Linked DNA regions of Homo sapiens: region 1 is linked to region 2. Evidence: chromatin contacts called from ENCODE Hi-C or POLR2A ChIA-PET data. All regions are on one chromosome and are shown on one strand. Each heading gives the region's core, a stretch centred on a gene start or an enhancer-like site at or near the end of the contact. The rest is flanking DNA. Distances are from core to core; before and after follow the strand shown.

Region 1 (4,972 bases), core at 487-2,986, 35 kb before region 2:
TAAGCCAAACAATTTACTTTTATTTTCAGCTGCTTTAATATTTTAGTGTGCTGGGTCACCCAGTTGAGAATCCACCTTAATCTCAACCCTAACCCTACCCTACTCCTCACCCCAACCCTAATGCCAACCCTAATCCTAACCGAGCCCTGCCCCCAATCTCACCCCAAGCCCAACCCTAACCCTTTTGTTTGCCTTCCCATCTGTGATGCTTGGCATTGATGCAGCTAACTTGTGCTCAGGCTCACCGCAAACGCCGCCTTCGCCATATCTTTCTATGAAGCCACCTGGAATCTGTGTTTGAGGGAACGTTGGCACTCCCTTCCCTGGAAAGAGAAAGCTGCTGCACAGACAGGCTCTGTGCCTCGCCCCACGCAGCTTCGGTTGGGGGTGCTGCCTCCTGAACTCCAGCATGCTGTTTCATTTATTATTTCTCTTTATTGCCTCTGTGCTGGCAATAAAGTTGGGGTCATAAAATTAGAGTGTGGTCGCCCCGTACGGTTTCCCAGATTTCCATGTCATGTTGGGAAACTCCAAAGTTCCTGATGACTGCCACTGGGTATTTTCAATCCTCTTGTGTAGACTGACACTGAACATAATTTTTTTAAAAAAAGAGAGGATGGAGGGGAGAGGGAAGCAAAGCAAACTTCAACATTTTGGAGCGAACATAGGCTTTATCTGGACGAGGGGTTGGTTATTTATGGCAGATTTGCAATCCTGAATGCCCTTCTCTAGCATGAGAAACATGTAGGCAGGCAGCCCCGGGACCCCTGCAGCCTGGGACCACACAGGGAGAGACACGGCCTGAGCTGTTTATCGCAGACTGGGAGTGCGGGGCCTGCCGCGCAGCTGCCCGGCCAGCGCGCGTGTCTGAACCTGAGCTGGGCCGGCTGCGGGCTGCAGGCGGGCTCTGGGCGGCCACCCAGCTCTGTCACTACGCAGCCTCGCCGAAGCCTTCAGCCAACCAGCAGGTTGATTGACTTTTGTTTCTCCTTGCATTCCTTTCTAAAGGACAAGGAGTGGCTGTGTTTAAAGAGGGAAAACTCAAGGAGGTCTAACCACAGAAACAGCAGCAGTTTTCTTTGTTGCTCTTCCAAAGCAGGGCTTCCGTTTTGAAAGAAAAAGAACAAACAAACAAACGTTCCCCACTACCCCTGCAAATAACATTCTCCTAAAACACACAGACTAAAAAGTATATCAATTTTTATTGCAGTGTCAGGAAATAGCAAACGGTATTGATAACTACCTTTTTTAGTGAGGGCTACGTATATACAGTTATGTGTTGCTTAACGATGGGTACACATTCTGAGAAATGCATCTTTATGTAATTTCATGGTTGTACAAACATTACAGAGTGGTGTTTGCGCAAACCTAGATAGTATGGCCTACTATACATCTAGGCTACAAACCTGTCCAGCATGTGATTGGACTGAATATTTGTAGGCAATTGGAATACAGTGTCAGTATTTGTGTATCTAAACATAGAAGAGGGACAGTAAAAATAGAATTCTCATGGGACCACCATTGTATACGCCAACCATTGACCAAAATGTTGTCATGTGTACCTGCCTATATGTGGTCCGGCATGATTTTTTTACAACCAAGTGGGGTAGGTACTTCACTGTCCCCAAGCTGCAGGTGAGAAGAAGTGAACCTGCCAGCCCAGGATGGCATAGCTGCTAATTCCAGCCCAGGCCTGGCTGGCCCTCAAGAATGCCTCCTGACCCCAGGCAGTATTTTCTTCCTGAACTTGAGTGGGTGGCCATGGCTGCCTCCCAAAGAGGGTGTGGTTCTTAACTGGGAGCAGTTTTTTCCCCCAGGGGACACTTGGCAAAATCTGGAGACATTTTTGATTGTCACAGATTGCTACTGGTGTGTAGTGGGTAGAGGCCAGGGATGTTACTAAGCATCCTGTACAGGGCAGCCCCCATGACAAAGAATTATCTCACTGAAGATGTCCATAGTGTCAAGGACTAGAAACCCTGCCATAGATGTTTCTATTCTGTGACATTTATGTTTAATGTGGTTTACTATGCTGTGAATAATTGGAGGGGAAACTGGATTGTGAAAGCAAAACTGCTCCTGAAAATTGTCACCCATGACAAGTGTTTGGAAAACAAACCAAACCCTACAATACTTTCTTCTTAAAACCTGGGCAAGATCTGCACACCTAGAGGTGGTGTCTAGTGAACAATTGATGGTTGCTTCCCAGTATCTTCTCATCCATTCTTTATGCCTTTTTGCAACAGCTGGGGCAGGATCTCCAGGGGTTTCTGGTGAACCCACACCAATTCCAGATCCTGTGGGGAGGATGTGGCTGAGGTTGAGAGATCAGGCATGTGGTCATCCTGGCCTGAGAGACCAGTGGCAGAGGGGTGGGTGTGTGACCCATGCAAAGGGAACTCCAGGTATTTTCTGGGAATGCTGGGACAGGAGCTCTCCCCTTAAGAGTGGGAGGGAGTGAGAACTGACACTTAGGAGAGATCAGAGTGAAAGGCAGGTAGGATAGGGATCCAGGACTCTGAGGACTTGCAGTTTGACAATTGATCTGCCCTCTGCTTTTACTTCAGCCACTTGCATTTTGCTTTTGTTTTGTTTTGCTTTTTGAGACAGAGTTTTTCTCTGTCACCCAGGCTGGAGTGCAATGGTGTGATCACAGCTCACTGCAGCCTCAACTTCCCAGGCTAAAGCAATCCTCCCATCTCAGCCTCCTGCATAGCTGGGACCACTTTGATTTTTTTTGACATAAATCACCATATATCTTGGGGAACAAATGTCTCCCACTCAGCAAACTAGAACTGCAATAGGGACTCAACTGTTGGGGGTTGGCAGCCTGGGGTTCATGTGGGGATGTCTTCCCAAGGGAATCAACTTGATCTCGATCCTAAATCTCCTCTTCTGAGCTTCTGCCTTACACAGCTGTCTTCCCTAACTGGGATCCCCAGTTAGAACGTTGATGGCTGTTGAGGAGCAGAAATCATGCTGTGTTTTGTCCACCTGGTGAGAACCTGGAGGGTGGGATGATGAATAAGCCAGAGTGTAGGGGGCAGGACCGGCACCTGAGGCAGGGAGCCCCAGCCCTATTCACAAAGCCCCATGTGCTGCCTGGGACCCTCGGTCACCAGGACTCACCTCACACAGCCCCCAATGCTGGTCTCCTGCCCTGCTCTTTTCCACCTGCAAACCTTAGCTGAAGGAGCTCCCTCCGCCTGGAACACCTTCCACCTTCCTACCCTCCTTCCACGCTTGGCTTCAATCCCCTCTCCTCTGCAAAGCCTTCTTGGATTACCCTGAATTCTTAGCCTGTTTATTGACTGTCAGGGCTGAGTCACATGGTGTATTTTCATTATCTACCCAACTAGATTATATGCCCCTGGAAGGCAGGCTTGTGTCCTCTGCCTTTGCATTCTTGCAGTACTAGTTGTCTGGAAGGGCCAATGGCCCCAGGCACAGAGCCACCTAGGGCTGTGTGATTGGGGGTTCCTGCTTTACATGACTTCGTTTGGAAGAAGAGGACAGACAGCTGGCTGGGGAGACAGGCTTTGTGACCCTACACTTCCCAGTCCCGCTGCCAATCAAGGGACTTACATGTGTGTATAATATCCATGTTCTCAGGTGCTCGTGCACTTGCCTTGTTCTTCCATGTGCTTTTCTGCTCCTCACTTTGTGATGATTTCTTCGCACTTCATTCCAGCTTCACTGCTTCCCAGCTGAGGGACTGCTGCCAAGTTCTCAACTTCTATGTCCCTCCTCTCCTCACCTGCACCTGCCCTGTAGGGTAATTATAAGGCTTCAGCGAGCTACGTCCTGGAGGTGCTCCCTGAATGTTACCTGTGAGGAGGAGCAGTGGAGCAGGGGAATGCAGAGGAAGAAGAGGTATCGTGGAAGAAGGGGTAGTCTTACTGGCTATGTATTGAGCAATTTTCAAAGTTGGGAGTGTCTTACGCAGCCATTTGTTTAGACCTTGGCTGTCCAGTGTGGTGGTCACTGGATACAGGTGGCAAGTGAACACTTGAAATGTGGCTAGTGCAAACAGATGTGCCACAAACATAAAAGGCATTGGGTTTGGAAGATTTAGTATGAGGAAGGGAATGTACAATACTTAATATTTTTTCATATGAATTACATGTTGAACTAATATTTTGGATATATTAGGTTTAATAAAATCTATTATTAGAATTAATTTCACCTGTTTCTGATAACAATGTTTTTTGATGTTTCCACTAGAAAATTTCAAATGACATCTGTGGCTCCCATTCGCTGATCTGAATGGGACTTACAGAAAGTGACTTTGGGCATATTGAATAGAACTTGCAGCCCATACAATATCTCTTGCATTGGACAATCATGGCAGAAATCCCACTAGAGCAGCCTCATTGCTTAAAGACCTTGAGCTTTAGGAAATTGTAAGGTTCTCTAGGGAATTTTGAGCTATCAGTCATTTGCACCGTACTATGAATAAGCACCAGAGTCTTTTTTTTGGAAAGCAGATTTTGATATGAGGAGTGGGGTCAGAGGAAGACAGAAGGAAATAAGAACCGTGACAGCAATGAGCAGGGAAGAGAGGGGAAAGGGGCCCCTCCCACGTGGGTGAAAGGAACTGAGTGGGCAGATGGTGAAACTGACCCACAAATGATGCCTTCACGGCTTTGTGTCTTGATTCCTTTTGTCCTTCTCACAGTCCTGTCACGGTGGTCTGCATGTTGTGGGAGCACACAATAACTGTTAGAGCTTGATGGCCATAAATAAAATTTGAAAGAAGGATTTGGCTATATGAGACAATTTCCCACTTGGCATGATTTGGCCTGGAGCCTGCAGACTATCCACGGGGTGACTAACCATCACTTCTTTACTGGGCAAGGAGTTTTCCTGTGTGTTTTTTTCCTCCTTATCTATTTTCATGGCATGTTGAGATGGGGTTGGAGCCAGGACTTCATGCAGAAGTGAAGAGCCTGGTGCTCAGCAGAGGGAGTGG
Region 2 (4,974 bases), core at 1,337-3,836:
TGAGCCTCGATATGAGCACACCACGTGGCATGGGAAATAAGAGAGTGGAAGTTTAGCATCAGGCAGAGCGGGATGTGGATTCCAGTGCTGCCACTCTCTAGCCTTGGACCTCGGGCCTGTGCGGCACAGAGTTGTTGCCTACCCGGCAAGACTGTGTCAAAGAACAAATGGAGAAGCATGGTATCCATGACCCCCAGCGGCAGCTCTGTGAGTGTCACAGATCAGTCACATCAGGGGTATGGTCACAGCTTGCAAATTTGACTCTCCATAGTGGGCAAGGGAAGAGCTAGGGAAGAGACAAAGTCAAAAACGTGGGCAGTTCCCACGTGTTTACCTGTCCCGTTCAATCAAGGCAACTTGAAAGTCTCTGTGTTTATTCATCTTGCACTCAACAAACTTGTATGTGGGGACTGAGCAGCTGCTGTTCCCCAAAGAATCTTGGTTCCCACCCCCTCATAGTGTGAGGGTCTCACCATTCCAGGTGTGCTTCTAAACTTCAAAGCTCCTGAGAATCTCAGTTCCCTCCCACTCATAGTGTGAGAGTCTCACCATGCCAAGTGTTATTCTAAACTTTAAAGCCCCTGAGAATCTCAATTCCCACCCCTCATAGTGTGAGAGTTTCACCATGCCAAGTGTGATTCTAAAGTTTTGTTTGTTTTGTTTTGTTTTTGAGACAGAGTCTTGCTCTGTCACCAGGCTGGAGTGCAATGACACCATCTTGGCTCACTGCAACCTCCGCCTCCAGGTTCAAGCGAGTAGCTGGGACTATAGGCGCAAGCCACCACGCCTGGCTAATTTTTCGTATTTTAGTAGAGACGGAGTTTCACCATGTTGGCCAGGATGGTCTCGATCTCCTGATCTCGTGATTTGCCTGCCTCGGCCTCCCAAAATGCTGGGATTACAGGCATGAGCCACCGCGCCCGGCGGTGTGGCTCTAAACTTTAAAGCTCCTGAGAATCTCAGTTCCCATCCCTTATAGTGTGAGGGTCTCACCGTGCCAAGTGTCACTCTAAACTTTAAAGTTCGGTATGGTTCATACCTCGTGCCTCTTACCTGCAGCCCAATTACTTCACCAGGGGCTCAACTGAAGAATTAGTGATGAATGGTCATTATGACCCTGTGCAATTTTTGTTATTTATTCACAAACCAAAGAAATGCAAAATGATAAAAAGAAGATACAGTGTTTCCCTATGACATTGGCAGAGACCTTTGAAAAAATACCCAGGGTCTGACAAGAGTGTGGGGAAAAACATTAATTCATTGCTGATTATATAACTAGGATTTTCTGGAAGACACAATAATAGGTATAAAAAACCACAAAAACGTTCAGACCTTTTGATGCCATAATTCTACCACTTAAAACATTTTTCAAGGGGATTATTAAATAGGGTTGCTTTCTAATTAAGAAAGCTCATTGCAAGATACTGTATAAGACCAAAGATTGCAAACAACTTAAATGCTCAGCAATATAGGATTGGCTGATGGAATCATTTGTTCAGCAAATACCACTGAGCACCCTACTGGAGTGCCTGCTGTGCTCTGACCATGCTTTGGGAATAAATATTCTTCTCAGACGTGTGCTCAAAATACACAGTGTGACCCAATGTCGAATGTACAAGTGTGTAAACTGATATTTGACCAAAGACAAATATTGCCAGCTTAGAACTTCTGGGTTTCATGGATACATCTGAAATTTCATTTAAGAATTTTTTTGTTTTGTTTTGTTTTGTTTTTTTAGACAGAGTGTTGCCCTGTTGCCTAGGCTGGAGTGCAGTGGCATGATCTTGGCTCACTGCAGCCCCCGCCTCCCTGGTTCAAGCGAGTCTCCTGCCTCAGCCTCAAGAGTAGCTGGGATTACAGGCGTGCACCACCATGTCCAGCTAATTTTTGTATTTTAGTAGAAATGGGATTTCACCATGTTGGCCAGCCTGGTCTCGAACTCCTGACCTAGTGATCCACCCTGGGCCTCCCAAAGGGTAGGGATTACAGCCTTGAGCCACTGCACCTGGCCTTATTTAAGAATTTAAATCATGTTTCAGTTTTCATTTAAGAACTTTAGTAGTTAAAATTGTATCTGATTTTTTGTTTTTAAATTGATGCATAAGACATGCATATTTTAGGGATACAAGTGGTAATTTTATATATTTGTGTAATTCATACAGATCGAATCAGTGTACTTGGAATATCCATGCCTTAAATATGTATTTTTCCTTGATGCCAGAAACATTTGAATTAGTCTCTTCTAGCTATATGGAAATGTATCTAGATTATTGTGGACTGTAGTCACCCTACTGATCTATCAAACAGCAGGTCTTATTTCCTCTATCAGACCAGAGGTTTGTACCCAGCAGTGACATTTTAAAGCTTAATATTTATAGTGTGATAACAGTGACCTCTCAGCACCGTCACCGGGCAGGGTGCTCCTGTGGTCACTGTTTTCAGATCTGCAGTGGAAACAAAAGTCCATTTCCAAGAAACCAGTGGGGCCGTACAATATGCTTTGGTAGCTAGCTTAGTCAGCACCAGATTCCGCAGAAGATGCTGGTGCCTGAAGCAGATCAATGGGACGGGTGCCACGGTGGGTTACCGTGTAAGAAGTAAATGTAGCATGTGAGTCAGCTTTCCTTCCTTTAAGCCAGTGGTTCTAGGGGTGATTCTGCCCCCCCAGGTGACATTAGGCAATGTCTGGAAATTGGGGGAGTGTTGGGACCAACATCTACTGGGTTGAGGTCAAGGGTGCTGCTAGCTTTTTATGATGCACAGGACACTCAGCCCCTTACAACAAAGAACCACCTAGTCCAAAATGTCAATAGTGCCAACCACAGTAGAGAAACGCTGCTCTAAACATAGACACAGTAGTCTCCCTAGCTGTGGTTTTGCTTTCAGCCGTTTCAGTTACCCACAGTCAACTGTGGTCTGAAAATCGGTGAGTACAGTACAATAAGATACTTTGGGAGAGAGAGAGAGACCACATTTACATAACTTTTATTACAGATACTTTTATCATTGTTCTATTTTATTATTAGGTATTGTTGTTAATCTCTTAGTGTCTTAGCCTTAATTCATAAGTTAAGCTTTTTCATAGGTATTTATGTACAAGGAAAAATGTAGTACAGTTGTTCGTCTGTATACCTGAGTTCTCACCCCTTGAACACTGTATTCTTGGTCCTGGTTTCGTTAAAAGAGTCTAGGTATTACTGCAAGGGTCTGGTGAGGGCTAGACAAACATCCCTGCAGAAGGATCGGTATCACAGGGACACTAACCCAAGAGGCCAAGTCTGTCCTGGCGTCAGGAAGGGTCCCACTGGGGAGAAACAAATGGTTTCACACTTCAAACGTTTTCAAGTGGGAACGTGAACCACCCGTGCTGTCTGACAACCTGTGTTGTATATGTAGGGTCCATACTATCTGCAGTTTCAGGCATCCATAGGGGGTCTTGGATTGTTCCCGCAGATAACGGGGGACTATTGCAATTGCTAACATCAAGTGTTCTCCTTTCCCTACCACCTGGACTTGAAGATGGGGTTGCAGGAAATGCAGCAGCCCCGGAAACAGAAGCTGCGTGCTCTGCTCGAGGAGCCTTCTGGACGCTTCAGCAGCAGTCTTCAGATTGCTGCCTTTCCTCAGTCATCTTCATTTCCAATAATTTGCATGCATTTGAGGGAAAAATTGTCCTCAAGTGTTGGATCTAAAAATTAACAGTGGAGCACTGGAATAGGCTTTTAAGCTAACACTGTGTCTCTAAATGTCCATGCTCCTCAGCGCTCCTTGCAAGCAAGTTAATCCCAGCACCTTTCCGGCTAGGAAAATAGGAGGGTCTAAAGCAGGCTGAAGAAGAAAATAAGTGCTTGCCTCCCAAAGTCCATGGAGTAGGTCACTTCTTCAGCACATTCCAGCAAATGAGCTGCGTTCTCTGCAAGCAATCTTATGCCAAATTGGCATTGCTTCCCACATGGTACAATTTTAAGACTTTTTTTGTTCTTCAAGCAGCCTTTGAACACGGAATAGCTACTGTTCCAGTTTATTGGAACATTTTGTAAAATTACATGATAAGCCGGTTCCAAAATCTTTTCTATGTCATGTAGTTTATCTTTGGATAAAAAAGAATGATGAAAGCAGCCCACTTGCTGGAGATTACAGGCAGCAATTCTGTGCCATTATTGCTTTCTCAACACACAGCTGAAGAGTGTGAACAAATCATAGGACGCTTGTGATTCCCAAGTCACTTGTAGCCATCACCATGTTTGTTCCATTGCTGGAGACAATTGCCCAACACTTTACTTGATGGACTTTTCATTTCATAAATATTTCTCCAATAAGATTCCTTTTACTGGGAAGAACCAAAGCCTCTTGGCAGCAAAATAAAGATGAGCGCACTCAGCCTCACCATTAATCCACCAGGCTGTCAAACTGATGGAAAGAATACAAAAGCAGCACATTTAATAACACCATTAAACTTTGTGCATGCAGCAGCATGTCATGCAGGAAGAAAGCATTTCGATAACATGGTTTCTGGAAAGAACTTTGTACCTGATCACTTGAGTAAATTACAAAAGTTCTTTGTCTTCATCCACTGAATACAGTTGTCAGTGGGTAACATTTTGAGAAGCTTTTTGTTCAAACATTTGGTTTCCACAGAACTGAAATGTGTTTTGAAAGAATTCATGTGAATTCTATTGTTTTGAATTTGGCTAGTGAAAATGTACATTGTGGGTGCCACGTTTTTCCTGAGTACCTCTTCATCCTTTTATACCCTTTGTTATAACTGGATCAATCATAATTTTCCAGGTATCTGTTGCGATTATTTTGGACTTATTTTCCTCCTTATGAAATTTTGAGGTGACAAAGATGATATGCTGCTTGCCATTTATAGATAAGAATATCTAAATCAGGGGTGTCCAATCTTTTGTCTTCCTTGGGCCACATTGGAAGGAGAATTGTCTTGGGCCACATATAAAATACTCTAACACTAAT

Evidence for each region. Hi-C counts contacts between places; a loop is a spot of excess contacts on that map. ChIA-PET counts read pairs that join two places held with the same protein, here RNA polymerase II (POLR2A). Pooled maps may share reads with other maps.
Region 1: a map of PC-9 shows a loop between it and region 2 (7-fold over the local background). The contact joins two enhancer-like sites. A Hi-C loop is called at or near these places in 2 of 168 maps with a recorded cell type or tissue (PC-9 and sigmoid colon) and 1 of 50 pooled maps. POLR2A ChIA-PET finds 5 or more read pairs at or near these places in 1 of 52 experiments (WTC11).

The regions. Positions count from the first base shown.
Region 1 is chr9:96,182,700-96,187,671 of GRCh38, reverse strand. It overlaps LOC107987033 (a long non-coding RNA gene), which reads left to right. Exons shown (of 4, transcript XR_001746574.2): 2 at 3,692-3,873; 3 at 4,911-4,972. Among named protein-coding and RNA genes, the nearest start is that of HSD17B3-AS1, 61 kb to the left of the region's middle. RefSeq lists an enhancer at 1-583. Within about 2 kb of position 1,736, at least 4 of the 41 ENCODE cell types and tissues checked have a DNase peak (open chromatin) inside an H3K27ac peak, as active enhancers do.
Region 2 is chr9:96,148,288-96,153,261 of GRCh38, reverse strand. No RefSeq gene overlaps it. Among named protein-coding and RNA genes, the nearest start is that of HSD17B3-AS1, 96 kb to the left of the region's middle. Within about 2 kb of position 2,586, at least 3 of the 41 ENCODE cell types and tissues checked have a DNase peak (open chromatin) inside an H3K27ac peak, as active enhancers do.